Regions from separate parts of the Mus musculus genome. Here region 2 is linked to region 1. Evidence: chromatin loops called from intact Hi-C (ENCODE). Cell type or tissue: left cerebral cortex. All regions are shown on one strand. Each heading gives the region's core, and the rest is flanking DNA. Links, peaks and the distances in the headings are about the cores only. Region 1 holds the start of Frmd8 (FERM domain containing 8). Region 2 overlaps Kcnk7 (potassium channel, subfamily K, member 7).

What was found. Hi-C counts contacts between places; a loop is a spot of excess contacts. Peaks named below come from ENCODE experiments on the same cell type or tissue, not always from the same donor. Only the 100,000 strongest peaks of a DNase experiment are listed, where the experiment ranks them.
Region 2: a loop joins it to region 1, with 2.3 times the contacts of the local background. A loop is called at or near these places in 7 of 42 quality-filtered maps.

The regions. Positions count from the first base shown.
Region 1 is chr19:5,874,345-5,882,667 of GRCm38, reverse strand. It overlaps Frmd8 (FERM domain containing 8), which reads left to right and starts at 7,460. Exons shown (of 11, transcript NM_026169.4): 1 at 7,460-7,577; 2 at 7,874-7,958. The coding sequence starts at 7,874. Slc25a45 (solute carrier family 25, member 45) reads right to left here and starts at 4,846. Exons shown (of 6, transcript NM_134154.4): 1 at 3,977-4,846; 2 at 2,776-2,819; 3 at 2,512-2,583; 4 at 2,043-2,228. The coding sequence starts at 4,013. In left cerebral cortex, for the core only: a CTCF peak has its summit at 4,465 (motif pointing right); DNase peaks (open chromatin) are centred at 3,999, 4,509, 4,874, 7,356 and 1 more place; H3K4me3 peaks cover 1,943 bases; H3K27ac peaks cover 3,134 bases.
Region 2 is chr19:5,706,411-5,714,733 of GRCm38, reverse strand. It overlaps Kcnk7 (potassium channel, subfamily K, member 7), which reads right to left. Exons shown (of 3, transcript NM_010609.3): 2 at 8,269-8,323; 3 at 7,633-8,031. The coding sequence ends at 7,718. It overlaps Ehbp1l1 (EH domain binding protein 1-like 1), which reads left to right. Exons shown (of 19, transcript NM_053252.3): 13 at 3,696-3,765; 14 at 3,886-3,941; 15 at 4,037-4,160; 16 at 4,424-4,523; 17 at 5,903-5,976; 18 at 6,064-6,178; 19 at 6,309-7,365. The coding sequence ends at 6,408. Among named protein-coding and RNA genes, the nearest start is that of Kcnk7, 6.1 kb to the right of the region's middle. In left cerebral cortex, for the core only: CTCF peaks have their summits at 3,307 (motif pointing left) and 4,966 (motif pointing right); DNase peaks (open chromatin) are centred at 782, 2,626 and 3,308; H3K4me3 peaks cover 217 bases; H3K27ac peaks cover 726 bases.

The DNA of each region.
Region 1 (8,323 bases), core at 74-8,073:
CCTGACCTGGAGTTCCAGGGCTGAAGCAGGGGCATCTCATGGGTTGGGAACTGTGGAGCCTAAAGGGTTACTTAACCCCAACCAAGGCCACAAGTAAAGTCTGTAGCAACAGAAGCCTTCAGCTCTTGCCCCTTCCTCTCAAGTCCTCATTGAAACACAATTGGCAGCCAGGCATGGTAGCGCACACCTTTAATCCCAGCACTTGGGGGGGCAGAGGCAGGCAGATTTCTGAGTTCCAGGCCAGCCTGGTCTGCAGAGTGAGTTCCAGGACAGCCAGGGCTACACAGAGAAACCCTGTCTCGAAAAACCAAAAAGAGAAAAAGAAAAAAAAGAAACACAGTTGGCTCCAAACCCCTGTTGGCAGATGTCCTAGCACAGCCTGGATTTAGCAGGTTCCTGAACCCGGGCACCACTTGAGGCCCTAACAGTTCCTCGCTATGCTTTTCAGAGAAATGAGGGAAGGAAACTGAGAAGTGGAGCCTGGCTGGCCCTAAGTCAGGCCGCTTTACGGAGAGTCTTCCTGTTTTTGAAGGGTGCAGGCCTCTGAGTTTAGAAATGTGTATCTAATAAGGAACATGAAGCTTGGTTGGGTAGTATATAACTCTAATCCCAGAATCTGAGGAAAAGGCAAGAGGATTTTGTCGTAAGTTTTAGGTTAGCCTGATCTACATAGTAAACTACAGACCAACCAGGGCTACTTACAAGATCCTGTTTTGAAAACACTAAAGGGGGCTGGAGAGATGGCTCAGAACTTAAGAGCACTGACTGCTCTTCCAGAGGTCCTGAGTTCAGATCCCAGCAACCACATAGTGGCTCACAACCATCTGTAATGAGATCTGATGCCCTTTTCTGGGGTGTCTGAAGACAGCTACAGTGTACTTACATATAATAAATAAATAAATCTTAAAAAAAAAAGATAACACTAAAGGAAAGGGGGTTGGAGGGAGGGCAGTGTTAGGCACACGGGCTGCTCTTGCAGAGGACTGGAGTTCAATTCCCAGCACCCACATGGCAGCTCAAAACCATCTGTAGTAACTTTTGTTCCAGGAGATCCAACACCTTCAGGCCTCTGTAGGCAGTGCACGCACTTGTTGTACATGTGTGTATATATGTAGGCAAAGCACTCATACACATACAATAAAAAACGTAAGTAAATAATTTTTGAAAACTAGAAGGAGGTGGGAGAGGAAGAGGGAAGGGAAGACAAGGCAGCGCTCGCTCTCCGCAGCCTCCGTAATCATTAACCACTGACGTGCACATCCTGACTTTGTCCTCTGAGCTTGCTCTCTGCCCCATGAAGTATCAGTGGCATCAGGGCAGGTACCCATTAAAGGGTCACCCAGGAACCCATCTGGGGTGAGGGCTGAGCTGGCACCTGCCCCTTTGTTTGGTTCTTCTCAGACACTCCCTTTAGCTCAGGTCCCATCTGGGGCCTAGAAACTCTTCTAGTCTTCACCACACCCCATAAAAACCTGGTTACTTCAGTGCTGAGAACAAAGACCAAAATAAATGATGGGAGCGACTCATGCACTGATTGGCCAAATCGCAGCATCTGTGACCTCTGGCCTCAGGCAAGGCTCAGAGATTGCGGTTACCCTGTACTGCAGGCAAAGGCCTGGTTGAGCAGGTGGCATGATCTCTAGGACCCCTTTAGGATCACTTCAGGACAAAACTCAATTCTACTGAGTATGACAGCTCCTCAGGGTCAAAGGTCACCATGCTGTATAGTCTCCCCACAACTTTGGGGCTGGTAGAGCCTCTGAAGGTAGACAACCCTGACAGCAGGCATTGACTGCTTCTGCCTGGCATCTTCTTCACACTGACCCCCAACTCTCTGCTTTTTGCCCTACCTCCCAACTTCTGGTCTCCATGACCTTTCACCTCCAGCCTGACCAGGCACACCATGGCTAGGTCAATGGGAGCAACGTCTACAAGCACCCCTTAGGAAGACCTTCTTATGCACGGCTGGGAGTCCCTGGGGGTGGGGGACTCAGATCCATCACTGTGCCACCTGCATGTGTGCCCATGAACGACGCTCTCACCTGCAGGAGGCCCCCAGTACAACCTGCTATAAAGATGTTTGTGTAGCTGGGTGGCTGGGCCCGTCGCTCCTGATGGGAGGTGGCTGTTAGCGCCAGGAGCGTGTTGCTGTACACTCCGAACAGGACGGAGTTGACCAGGGCTACACTGGCGATGGGGAAACTCATTCCCTTGAAGAAACCCAGGACCTGCAGAGCAACATGGTAGCACCGTTACTCATGGTGGGCTTCCGTGTCCCACATCCAGCTCTGGCCAGGCCTCTGAGCTGTAGAGCACTTCCTCCCAAGCACTGTGTCAGGCAGACAGCATGTGAAGGAGGCTGTGAGAACCCCGTCACCACTTTTGAGGCACTAGAGGACTCTCGGATACCCTCAAGGGTGAAGACTTAGAAGCTGTTAGCAAGCAGCAAGCAAAGGAAACAGACCCCACCTGCCCCGATGATTCTTTACCGCCAACAAGTGGGCTACCTACTGACTCATGGCGGTAAGTCTTGACTACGCAGTCCACAATGCCCTGGTACGTGCTTTGGGTCTGTAACCGCACCTGGATAGAAAGTACTGGTTATGTGAGGCAGATGGGCAAGCCAGGGCTGCTCCTACAATGGCAGCCAGGTCACCCATGCAGCAGACGCTGGCAGGCAGGCACACCAGTGAGCCAGCCCAGCCAGCCAGGCCCAGTCTCTCACCCAGGTTCCAGCCAGACCATCTATTCCTCTGGTGCCTTTGCTACACTCACCTTTACAGTGTCGAATGGGTGCCCCAGGACCAGGCCCACAGCTCCTGCGGTGGCAAGAAGGTGGTATGAGTGAGGCCTGTGTGCCAAGTCTAGGAAGCAAGTCTATGCTAGAGGAAAGAAGGATGCAGGCTGGAGCAGGAAGGCTGCGTGTACTCAGACACCCACCACCTACATTCTTGGGGCTCCACAGACATTCCTGCTGCCCTACTCTGCTCCCCTACCATACCTGGTACTGGGTCACAAAGACGCTGGGACAAAGGAGGGAGACCCATGGCCTCACTTGAGGCCACACACACAATAGGAAAGAACCAGGTGTTACACTATCCCCAGCTCTGACCGTGGAAGATGAGGCTCCAGACTGGTCGTTCTTAACCTGTGGCTGGTGACCCCATTGGGGGTTACAGATCAGATATTCTGTGTATCAGATATTTATGTTATGAATCATAACAGTAACAAAATTAGTTATAAAGTAACAGTAAAATAATTTTATGGTTGGAGCTCACCATAACATGAGGAACTGTATTAAAGGGTCACAGCATTAAGAAGGGTGAGAACCACTGCTCTAGAAGGAGTAGCTACTGTTTCTAACTGTGTCAGCAGTACTTCAGCCTTCCTTGCAGAGTTCTGTGGCCTTGAATGAGAACAGGCCCTGCTGGCCACCTCCTCCTGCCTTCTGCCTTGTCACAATTATCAGTACAGAGTGGGGAGCCCTTCTTAGCGTCCTGCTGGACCCAGGGGAGAAAGCCACACACTGGCTAGTCTTAGTCTCTGCAGAAGATGCTGTTTCTGGGGCTTGGGGTGGCCCTCACCAGGGGTGCGTTCACAGTGTCCTTTCTCAAGGCTCAGGAGTGCACCCATTGACAGGTAGGGCAGATTTCCAAAGGTAAAATAAGGACAGGACAGCCGGAGAGATCAAAGGTAAATGTGTTCTGGTCCCCTCACACTGGTCTGGGAGAAGGGCTTGGGTGAGGTTGTACCTTGGCTGTCAGATCCCCACCGCCCCCCGACAGTATGGCCTTCGGATAGAGAAGCAGTTCCTGCTTGCTTCTTTCCTCTCGGCCTCCTTGGCCATTCCCAGAAGGCTCTGGGGACAGCTGGGTGCGGGTGCTCCAGAGGGAACAACTTCTCTCAACAACCCATCCTCCCAGGGAAGCCACCCACCCTTAGGGATGATAGGACAAAAAGAAGAAAAATGTCTCACCAGAGATCCAGCCAGCCACAAACTCTTCCACGGGCATTTTCTGGGCTCCTGTGGGAACTGGTACTCCGAGCAGGCCCGCTGGAGACTGTTGCAAGTGAGATTCCCCACCCCCTTTCCAAACCCGATAACCTCCCACTAATGTTTAACCCTGGCTGGAGTGTGCGTGGTGGCCCAGTGCCCAGACCTCAGGCAACCATTAGCGAGAGTGAGCCAACGTCTGTGACCCTGAGACTGGAAGAGGCCTGAGAAGTAATGGAATCTCTAGAGGCAGGTTGACAGCCACAGAGATCCAGGGTTCTGTGCCTAGACAGTGACAGCCATGCTGGCTCACAGAGGATGCCAACTGAGTCCTAGTTTGGCGAGCCTCTCGAAGGCTGCCTTAGTGAGCAAGGACCTGGGCCCTGCTTGACCAGCCAGTTCATAGCAAATTCCCATTCATTCCCACCTACCCTGACAAGCTGTGGGGCTATGTGAAGTCAGAACGTGGCCACGAGGTGGCAGTCCCAGGCTACAGTGGCCTGCAGCAGCCACCTATGCCTAGTCAGAATAAGAATAACCCAAAAAGAGGGAGGCCCCGGCCCCCAGAAGTGACTCACCAGGCCCTGAAGCCTGTTTGTCTGCTCTCTCCAGAGTTGTTTACAGCCATGAATCAGAACCGCAGCCTCCTTTTGCCCAGGGGAAGAAACAATGGGCTTTTGACTGTGCAGTGGCCCACTGCTGCGCTACATCAAAACCAAAATTCCGCTCTCCTGCCTCTCTGCCTCACGATGATGGGGCAAGATGGTCCTCAGCAGATACCAGGGCTTAGATTTAGATTTCCCTGTTTCTAAACTGCAACAGTTGCAGTTCCTTTCTTTAAAAACTAAGAAGGAAGAGGCCGAGTCGGAAGAGGCTCATGTACCGCCCTTCTCCTCTGACCTCATGTTCTGCTTCCTGCTCCACTGAAAAGGGCTCTCAGCCGTGAGGCCCTAATGCCGGCATTGCTTCCTCTTCTTGGACCTACTCTCTCGGACCTCCTTCAAGCTAGGGCTGAAAACTCCCCTTTTTAGTGAGACCACTCCACAAGTCATCTCAGGGACAATTGTAATGACCCCTGGCCCCCGGTGCCCCTGCCTCTGCACAGCCACCTACATGCATAAGGACCTTTATATGTAATATATATGTAATAGGACGTGGTGAAGATTCGTGAAAACCAAGGATGAGGGCGAGAGCTGCTACTGTTCCATGCGACTTGACTGGGCCTCTTTCTGAGATGGAGAAACTTTCCTGGGGACCCGAGAGGGTCTGGGCAGTGGATGGTGTCGCAGTGCTGTCTTCCCAGGCCTGTTCTGAAGGCTCTTGGTCTTGGACAGAAGTCGGTCTCTGGACAAGTCCCTTGCCCTTGCTCTTGTCGCTGATCTATTATGAGCAGCTAACTGGTTGTCTATGCAGTCAAGGACCTGTGACTGCTTGATCCGTTTACATGTTTAAAGGATTAGAGAACGTGGCACAGGGTAGACAGAACACATGCTAATGAATGACGAATGGATGAATGAATAGAAAGGTCAGGAGCAGCATCAGTGGCCAGAAGAATGAAAAGTCCAACGTTGGAATGGGCAAAGACCATGTGGTACACATACACAACGCAGTTTTAGGGTGTAAAGGACACTAACATGGTGTCACTTGCAAGCAACTGGGCAGAAGTAGAAGATTATTATGGGAAACAAAGTAAGCTGACCTCAGAAAGACCACCAGCATCACACTTTCTCATGGGTAGACTCTAAAATTACACACACACACACACACACACACACACACACACATGCACACACACACACATACACACACTTTCAATCTTGTAAGATTTGTGTGGCTGAGTGTTTTCCCTACCTGTTTCTTTCAGGTGTAGCTCAGGAGTAGAGTGCTCAGTTTACATGTACAAGGCCTGGGTTGAACACACACAGACACACACAGAGACGGAGAGAGAGAGAGAGAGAGAGAGAGAGAGAGAGAGAGATTTTTTTTAAGTATCCAACACATAAATGGTAGCTACTAATCCTCTTGGTTCCATTTACAGAGCCCATAAGATGGCAAGTGACAGAGAGAAAAGGGCTTGGCCCATGTGCAGCACATGGTGGATAAGAAGGAACTGAAGATTCCTCCTCTCCGCCTATAGTGGTTTATGTCTTCTATAGCAATGCTGAGGCCTTCTGTAATATTTGTTCTTTTGTTGTTTTGTTTTTGTCTTGGTAGTTTTTGTTTGTTTGTTTGTTTGTTTGTTTGTTTTAGAGATAGAGCCTCACATATCCGAGGCTAACTTTGGACTAGCTGTGTGACCAAGTTTGGCCTTGACTCGTGCTGATCCTCCTGTCTCCAGCATCCAAGTGGTAGGATTATTTGCTTCCATGGTTGGCCTGCCTACTACAGTTTTGCTTGTCCCCACCCTCCTGCCCCCCATACAGGGTCTCACTGTATAGCTCTGTGTGCTCTGGAAATCAGAGATCTGCCTGTCTCTGCCTCTCTCTGCTAGGATTAAAGGCTTGTGTGCCATTAAGTTTGTCCCTAAATGAACTAAATTGAAAACTCTACAAAACAAAAACAAATACTGAAGGCAGGAGCTTTCATCTGCTTTCCAGCAAAGAAACCAAGTGGCAAGGAGAACTCACGTCCCTGCACCAGATCCCAAGTGACTGCTGGCACCAGGAACAATTTCTGGCTCAAGTGGCATGTATATGGACTTGTTTTTCTCCATACATTCCAGGCCTTAGGCACACACGTGATGGTTTGTCAGAACAATTTGGTGATAAGATTTTGGGAAGCACAATGCCTGGCACTTCGGGATCTTGGAGGCTATGTCTCTAAGACAGCCAGGCTTATGTGACTGCACCCTGGAAGCACAGCAAGTCCCATGTTTCCAACCTACATTCGTAATGAGAGTGAAAGGGATTGTTGGGAGTCATTCAGTCCAATCTCATGCTACAGGTGAAAAACAGATCTAGCTGGGAAGGGACTTGTCCAGGGCCCCGATTCCTACCCAAGGCCAAGAGCCAGTACCCCTTCAGGCCTTCAGAACAGGCCTGAGAGGACTGCGGCACCATCCACCCACAAGGTGGGTCATTTTAGAGAGGGGCCCAGTCAAGTCACACGGAGCGGTAGCTGCACAGCTCTTGCCCTCATCCTTGGTTCTAATGAATCTTCCCCACATCCTATTACAGACCAAGGGTCTTATGCATGAAGCAACACTACTCATGTAGTTGGCTGTGCGGGGAGTGAGGGCGACGGGAGAGGGACAATACAGGACTCGGGGGCGTGGCTAGACCGGGTCTTTGAGACTTGCGTGATCTAAGTAAGCTGGGAACCAGGGTGGGTAGGAAGGACCAAAGATCGAAATGCGGGAGTACGCGTGCGCCGAGGCTTCTGGCTCCGATTGGCTCCTTCAGTCGGAGAGGCGGGGCCTCGGGTTTGTGCTTCCTCCCGCGGCAGCTTCTGCGGCGTAACGCCTGCGAATCGACCCTGGGCAGGACCGGAGACCCCGCCGGCCGGTGTGGTGGTGGGTCCAGAACTGGAGGCCTGAGTCGGGTGGCATTCTGGAGTGAGGCAGTGGGCTCTGCGACCCTGCAAGGTGAGAGCGTAGCCACACCCTGCCCGTGTCCCCGCCCTGGACAGGGGCGCGTCCCGACTTGTTTGGCCATTTCTTGAGAAACTTGAGACCCCTGCACCTGACGGTCACTTCCCTGACTCAGCCCACCCGATCTGCACTCGGCTGAGGGTCACTCTCTACTTTCACCCTACACATTTGATCCCTGAACATAGGTTAAGAATTGTAGACCGAGACCCCTTTGCTTCTTGGTTGAGAGCTTGAGGAGACCATCTCCTTAAGACCCCCCCCCCATTAATTGTCTAGAGTTCTTTTTGCAGATGGAGGGGGCAGAAGGCAACGCGGGGCAGCCCGGCCCTGCGGAGCGGTCCCACCGAAGTAGCGTCTCTTCAGTGGGTGCCCGAGGTAGGTCTCTACTTTCTTCTTTCATCTCTTTTGAACTCTTTGGTTCCAGCCTGGGGACGTGACTCCAGTTTGTCTTTTTCAGTAAGTTAATCATGTAGTAAATAATAAGATTTGTTTAGATGTGGCGGACTCAGAAATCAAAGGACTTAGCTGAGATCTGTCTCTAGCTTAGTGACTGAGCCACACTCCTGAACTTTCTCTTGTTTTCAAATGAAGACACATGATTGGAAAAGGGCACCACTTCCTTTGTCCCATTTCTTTTTTTGCAGACAGCTCTTTGAAAGCAGGGATTCTCCACCTCTTCATTTTATTGGGAGGAAATTAGGACCTAGAGAGGTTGTTAGGTCTCAGACTACTGGAGCAGA
Region 2 (8,323 bases), core at 85-8,084, 170 kb after region 1:
GCCCCAGGACCTCAGTTAGGATCCCTAGCACCATGTAAAAATCCTGTACCAATCCGGGCTTCAGGTTCAGTGAGAGATGCTTTCTCAAAAAATAAGGTGGCAGGCTGATGGCTTATCAGGTGACCTGACCTCTATCCCTGGTGTCCACACGGTGGAAGGAAAGAATCACTCACACAAGTTGTCCTCTGACTGTCACCCATGTCTTGGGGCACACAACCTACTTCACCAATACATAAATAAATAAATCTGATAAGAAAGAAAGGAAGCAAACAGAGTGGAGTGTGATGGAGGAAGACAACTGGTACACACACACACACACAAATGCACACACATACACAGATGCAGACAGACACACACACACAGATGCACACACACACACACACACACACACACACACACACACAAATAACATACAAGACAAGAGAGAGAAAAGAAAACGGGAAGGAGTAGTTCTCAAATGAGGAGACCTCACTCAGGCAAAAGGGCAGCCTCAGGACATTCAGGTCTCATTTAGGGACCTGACAGTCATGCTCATGAAGTCCCCAGATAGCAGTGAGGTGGTTGGGAATAGGAGCCCTGAGGGAAGGTCCAGAGACACAGGAACCTGGGAAAGAGAGGTGGAAAGGCATTTCCTTCAAAAGGTGGAGGTGGTACTTGCAGCCCAGCTGGCTAATGTAGGTCAGTGGCCCTTTAAATCACAAGGGGCGGGGTTCACCCTTCTGGGCTGAGTCCCACAGCTGGTTTCTAAGCCAGGCCCTCCTTCTGCCCTTACTTCACTGGAGCTATTTGAGCAGTGGGACCAAGGAGCCTTTCTCATTGGCCGACTTTGCCCTGACAGTTTTAGGAGGTTGTTCAGCCTGACCCCACCCTTGGAAGCTCTCCAAGGCCTGGAGTAGGATGAGATCAGGCACCTGGAGGCTGAGGTGGGGTGGAAGCAGCTGCATGAGAAACATGGGTGCTTTTAGGGCAGCCCCTTGAGGAAAGTATAGAAAGAGGAATCTGGGTCAGACACGAGGAGGAAGTTTTGGAATTCCCATCAGGGCTGTGTGAGTGAGCACAAATGTGGCTGACCTTAGCACACTCAACCCTCTACTTGGCCTACTCTGCCAGGTGGGCCATCTGTGCCATTGCCTGGCTTCCCACAGTATCCCTTACAGGGAGCCATGACTCCTGCTTTTTAAGGGTGGGGATAGTGAAGTTGAGGGAGATAAAGAACCGAGGCAGAGGGTTGCTGTTGCTGCTGCTAACCTGGGTTCTGAGACTGTGGTGTCAACTGTCGCCCTCTGCTAGCCCCCCTCCCCCGAGAGAGGGGGGGTCCTTTTCCCCTGAGGATAAGATCAAAATTGTGAAAACCCTTTGCGAAGTGGTATGAAACCATACTATGTGGTATCAAAATTGTGAGCTAAATGCTGCCCTAGATGCCTGGCTGGAGTCCTGCATCGGGTCTGGGCTCTATCTCCAATTTTACACACAAAGATGCTATCAAGCCCAGTGGGGCAGTGTGTCCAGGCTTGGATCAAGTTGGTTTCTTTGATTGCTTGTTTTTGTTTTTTTGTTTTTTTGGTTTTTGTTTTTTGTTTTTTTCTTTTTCTTTTAACCTGAGACAGGATTTCTTTGTGTGTATCCCTAGTTGTCCCAGAACTCACTCTGTGGACCAGGCTGCCTCAAACTCACAGAGATCTGTGTGTCTCTGCCTCCTGAGTGCTGGGACTAAAGGCATGCGTCACAACTGCTGGGCTGGGAACAAATTTTGCGTTAGACAGCCCTAGGCCATAGATCAATTTCTATGGCAAACTTCATTTCTGGCTTCCTACTTTATTGTCTGCAGAGTGAGACTAACCACTGCCTCTGTGGTCCCTAGAGAGACGGGAGTGCTCGGCAGGGGTTGCCTTTAGTTGATGTACCGCATGTGCTAGACTCCTGGGCTAGCTAAAGGGAAGATGGCGCAGGGTTAAGAGTGAAAATTCCTCTTACAAAGGATCTGAGTTTGGTTCTCAACGCCTATAGCCAGTGGCTCACAGCTGTAGGCCTGTAACCAGCTCCAGAAGGTCTGACAGGTTCTTCTGCCTTCCGACGACACCTGAGCTCGTATGCACATACACGTGACTTAAAAATACAATAACCAGGGCTTGCAGGATGGCCTAGTGGTTAAGAGTGAGTATTGGTCTCCAGAGGACCCAAGTTCAACTGCAAACATACAAAAGAGGGAGTGAGTTCACAATAGTCTGTGACTCTGGTTCCAGGTGACCTCGTGCCTCTGTCTCTAAGGGTAGCCACATCTGTGTGGCATGCACACACAGGGGGATCTCCGTGAGTTCGAGGCCAGCCTGGGCTACAGAGCAGGTTCCTGCCAGCCGGAGCTACATAGTCACATCCTGTCCCAAATACACAGGCCGACTGTAGTTAAAGAGGATGCAATAACCAATAGCACAAGGAGGTGTGTGGGGTCTGAGCAGCCATGAGGCCAGGAAGAGAGGCAGAGGTGGGGAGGGACGTGCGAGGGGCCACCTGTAGGAGGGGTCCAAGCTGGGCCAGGAAGGTCGAGTTGGTTTGGAGCAACTCAAGCTGGAGAGTGGTTTCAGGAAGCTTTTTAGGGAACTGAAAGTCCATTGCTGTGGCCAGAGGGCCTTGTGGTGGTAAAGGAATTGAGGGTGTAGCTCCCGAGGCCTGAGCACTGAGACTGGGCGCTGACACGGGGTATGGAGAGAGCTACAGCAGAAGTAGATGTTTTGGGGAGGCCTCGCAGCTTGAGATGGACGTGAATGATGGTGGCGGGTGGCACCACCGCTATTCCTGTCCAGACAGGATAGCACCTGAGCAGCATGACTTGTCTGATGGGCACACGTTGGGGTGAACAGTTGACTAACTCCTTTAGGTTCTACACCTCTGAGCCAGAGAGTGGCTGAGAGTGTTGTCCAAGGAGCCAGGCTGTTAGAGTTAAAAGTTAGGCCCCAGGGGCCAAGAGCACTGGCTGCTCTTGCCGAGGACCTGAGTTTGGTTCCCAGCACCCACACTGGGTCACACTGTAGTTTATAACTCCAGTTTCCAAGAGATCTTTGGGCCATCTGACACCCCCTTTCTGACCTCTGCAAATATTGGACACCAGTACACCACATACATACATGCTGGTAAAACACTCATACCATAAAATAAATAAATGTAGATTGTTTTTAAAAATAATTGGGCCCTAGTAACAGGGAATAGGGAACAATGGGGGCCAGACTTAAGCCTTTCCATAACAAAATTCCTTAGTTCCTGCAAAGAGCATTGTAGGCTCTAGATATGAAATCCTAGCAGGTAGGAGGGTGCCCCCTTCTGGCCAGAAGGTAGATGCAGACTCAGGGTAGCCTAGCTCCTGATGGGGTAGCTCTGTCGCTGCTCTTTGAAGGGATGGGGAAGAGTGGAAGGAAAGGGTTCCTGCTGTGTCTTTCCCACTGACTTACCCTAAAAGAATTATCAACTCAATGCCCCGCAGGAGCATTTGGAGGCAGAGAGGAGGATGACCCCAGGCCCTCGGGTGGGAGTGAAGGCATGGCTTTTCATTGAGGAAGTCCTTTATCCTGAAGGAGGTGCTTGTGGGACTGGAGAAGCAGCTGGACCAAAGCTCCTCCCTCTGCTGTGTATTAGAGTCCTTAGTTGTCTGCAGTGACTTTGGGAACTAAAAAACCCCAGCTCTCATTAGACTCTTTCCACAGGAAGGTCCAAACCCTGCCTCCAGCCCTGACGCTAACCCACTCCCAGCCCCAGCCCCACAGCAGCCGCCCGGTAAGTAGTTTGGAAGATGGGGGTGGTGACAGAGCTCAGCTCACGATGTTCAGGGATCCTTCTGGGCGCTTTTGGGGACTTCTGCTAACTGGAGGGACCTGTCCTGGTTTTTGTCTGCAGGTGGGCCCCCTCCTACTGAGGAGTCATCACCCAGCCTGGGGGAAGAGACAGGCCTGGTAAGGAGAGTTAGGTGGGCAGAGTTGGTGTGGTACTTTCTGAGCTGGCCTGGGGTGAGCTCACCTGTCCTCTGCCTCCTTCCTTCCCCTTCTAGCAACGGTTCCAGGACACAAGTCAGTACGTGTGCGCAGAGCTGCAAGCCCTGGAGCAGGAACAGGGACAGATAGATGGGAGGGCCGCTGAGGTGGAGAAGCAGCTGAGGAGCCTCATGGAATCAGGTGGGACCCCTGATTTTGGGGCTCGCTCCTCAACAGCCTCCTCCCTAAATCTGCCCAGCTCTGCAGCAGCTCCTGACCTTGAGAGGAGCTGGGAGGAGATACCACTAGAGTCCCTTTGGTGGTCCCAGGAAGCTGGTTGGTGGGATGTAGCTGAGACTTCTGAGATACCACAGGAAAACAAGCGCTCCCCACCCCCACCCCCAGCTGCTCTGCCCTGTCAGGAGGCATCTCTGGTGACTGGTGACTGTCCTGGCCTGATTCAGGTGCCAACAGGCTGCAGGAGGAGGTGCTGATTCAGGAATGGTTCACCCTGGTCAACAAGAAGAATGCGCTCATCCGGAGGCAGGACCAGCTGCAGCTGCTGTGAGTCTGGCTTTAAGCCTCTTGCTGCTAGGCCTCTGCCCGCCTGCCCGCCTGCCCGCCCAGCTGGCTCAGGGCTGCCCAGACAGCAGTGAAGCTGAGCTTACTTTGGTTAGAGTTACCTGGCCACTTCTTTCTCCTTTTTTCAAAGATCTTTTTGGAGAGATTTTGCATAGTCATTTTATTAGTATTTTGTCTTGTCTAACTGTATAAAAACATACATCTCTTTTTTTTTTTTTTTTTTTTTTTTTTTTTGGTTTTTCGAGACAGGGTTTCTCTGTGTAGCCCTGGCTATCCTGGAACTCACTTTGTAGACCAGGCTGGCCTCGAACTCAGAAATTCGCCTGCCTCTGCCTCCCGAGTGCTGGGATTAAAGGCATGCACCACCATGCCCGGCTCATACACCTCTTTTTTTAAAAGATTATTTATTTATTTAATGTATGAGTACACTGTTGCTGTCTTCAGACACACCAGAAGAGGGAGTCAGATCTCATTACAGATGGTTGTGAGTTACCATGTGGTTCCTGGGAATTGAACTCTGGACCTTTGGAAGAGCAGTCAGTGCTGTTAACCGCTGAGCCATCTCTCCAGCCTACACCCCCGCCCCTTTTAAATAATTTATTAATTTTATTTTGTGTACGTGGTGTGAGGGTGACAGATCCTCTGGAACTGGAGTTACAGACAGTTGTGAGCTGCCGTGTGGGTGCTGGGAATCGAATCCCAGTCCTCTGGAAGAGCAGCCAATGCTCTTAGCCACCAAGTCATTTCTCCATCACCAAGGAGAGTTTGTTTGTTTGTACAAGACAGGACTTCTCTGAGTATGTGCCCCTGGCTGTCCTGGAGCTCTCTGTGTAGACCATGCTGGCCTTGAACTTACAGACATCTGTCTGCCTTTGCCTCCTGAGTGCTGGGAATAAGTCACGCACCATCACTGCCTGGCGAAGCATATACGTCTTATGTTGGTACTCTTTAGTGAGAAATCAGGCCCTCCGCTTTGACTCTAGCTTTACAGTTAGGAAAATGAGCTGAGAGTAATCCGAGCCGGTTCAGAAGTGGGGTGGCAAGCCCCTCTCCCCATCCTTGCTCTTACCGACCTGCATGCCAGAGGCAGCTTTGCTTCCTGTTTGCAGTTTGAATCATTTCCTCAGAACAATGTTAGCATACTTCTTTCTTCTAAATAATCCTAAGAGGGGTGTGGATTGGTAGAAACATACGTATCCAAACTGCAATTGAAGGGTAGCTGGAACAACAGGGAACTCTGAATGGGCATCAGCACAGAGCATTGAGGGTCTCCTAGCCCTCTATGGAAACGGATAGGGAGGAAGTGCTCACAGCCCTGGGCGCTTACATCCCACTTCTAACTTAACATACTTCTCTGACAGCATCGAGGAGCAGGACTTGGAGCGGAGGTTTGAACTGCTGAGCCGAGAGTTGCGGGCCATGCTGGCCATTGAAGGTAGGAAGTGGGTCTGGGCCAGCAAAGGCTGGAGGTAGAACAGGGTCAGGGGAGGAACCCTCCTGACTCAGGCTCCTGGTTTCTTAGAGTGGCAGAAAACAGTTGCGCAGCAGCACCGCGAGCAACTCCTGTTGGAGGAGCTGGTGTCTCTGGTGAACCAGAGGGATGAACTGGTCCGGGACCTGGACCAGAAGGAACGGATGTGAGTGGGGGACCTGGGTGGTTCTTGGTTTTGAAGAAGCCCCAGGGCGCACTCCTGGAGTGCTGTGCCTGGAATCTCAGGGCTTGCAAGTAGGGCCAACTTTGAGACTAACTTGAACCCCTATCTTCAGCGCTCTGGAGGAAGATGAGCGCCTAGAACGAGGCCTGGAGCAGAGACGTCGCAAGGTGAGCCGGCAGCTGAGCAGGCGGGAACGCTGTACCCTGAGCTGAGTCTCCTGTCTGGTTTGTCCCTTTCTCTGGTCGTGGACCGTCTTCGCCACTCCCCCAGCCTGCACAGCAGAGGCCAGGTCCCCATGCTCCTTCAGCGAGCAGAAGCAAGACTGACCAGACTCTCGGGCTGGAGCAGTGAGCCTGCTAGTGTTTATTTATCCGAGTGTATGTGAATGTTTTGGCGGTGGCCAGGATCCCAGGCAAGGGATGGTGTGGGGACTGACACCCACATCCTCCTTCTCTTCTGGAGGGAGCAATAAAGTTGGAGTAGAACAAACCAGCGCCTGCCCTTTCTCAACAGGGCCTCAATGGAAGGAAGAGGGTGGGACTTAGCTAATAACGCTGATGCTGTGTATAGGATTCTAACCCGGAGCCAGTTGAGTTTAGCGGTTCACAGATGTGACCTTCCAAGGATGGAGGCCAGAGGGAAAGCCCATTTTGAAAGAAAATCTGAAAACACAAGTGTGGTGGTGTACACCTATAAAACCTTTCAATCCAGTATTTGGGGTGATGCTGGAGGACGAAGGATCAAGAGTTCCAGGCCAGTCTCAGCTATGTTGGTGGTGCGAGAGAGGCAGATCTCTGTGAGTTCAAGGCTGGTCTCATTTACATTGCTCTCATGTTTGTTTGCTTTTGTTTTTGAGACAGGGTTTCTCTGTACGGCCTTATCTATCCTGCAACTCACTCTGTAGACCAGGCTGTCCTCAAACTCAGTGATGTTGTTCTAAAGAAAAAAACTATTGAAATGGGTCATTAAGATAGCTCAGTAGGGGTGGAGAGATGGCTCAGCAGTTAAGAGCACTGACTGCTCTTCCAGAGGTCCTGAGTTCAATTCTCAGCAGTCACATGGTGGCTCACAACCATCTGTAATGGGATCCGATGCCCTATTCTGGTGTGTCTGAAGACAGCTACAGTGTACTTACATACATAAAATAAATAAATAAATCTTTAAAAAAAAAGATTGCTCAGTAGATAAAAAACATTGTTGAGCAAGCTTGAGGATCTGAGTTCGATCCCTGGGGCCTCCCAAAGGTGGAAGGAATGCACCAACTCCACAAAGTTGTCCTTTGACCTCCAAACACGCTCCATGCCTCCATGCCTGAGTTTACCACCCCCACTAGAATTTTTTGTTTTTTGTTTTTTGTTTTTTTTGTTTGACATACACATACTCACACAGTTGAATATTTTTCCTAGTGCTAGAAGATTTAGCCCAGAGTCGCTTGGTGCATGCTAAGCAGCCCATTTAATTTTTAAAATTAACATTATCCCATGACATATTCATTCCCATAACCCCTTCCTGCTATGTTCTTCAAGCACTCCTTGGTGCCTCCCGCTCAGGTCCCCCAACACGATCGAGCTGACTTCCTGTCGCCTGACTGGGGTCAGCAGGCTGGGGTCTGTTCTGATGTTCTGATACTGAGGCTGGGGTGGTTGGTCCCAAGACTGGGGCGTCAGGCAGCACAGTGCTCAGAGCCAGCTCATCTTGGCCTAGGATGCCATCTTGATCTTCATCGGTTCTAGAGCCACTGGGCCCAAAGAATTTCACCATGGCACGGACCTGAGGCAGCTCTGAGAAGGTCTCTACTGCTAACAACATGGCCAGGAGCCCCAGGAGCAAGTAACCTGGGGAGAAGAGGCAGTAGGGGCAGCTCTTAGGGTGCTCAGAATACCCCCCCCCCCACTTCCCAGTGTGACCATCCACCCTGGCACTACTTGAAACTCTCAACATGGCTCCCAGTGTTCTTTAAACTACAACACCCATTTTGTGCCCTAGGGTAGGATCTCTGTGAATTGTAGTCCCTAGTGGTCTATGGGAGTTGTAGTCCAGACCCTCTCTACCCTCCTCTTTTCTGGACTCACCAAGAAGTGCAAACTGCCCAAGGTGGTAAATGGCTGGGTGCAGGCCACGTCCATG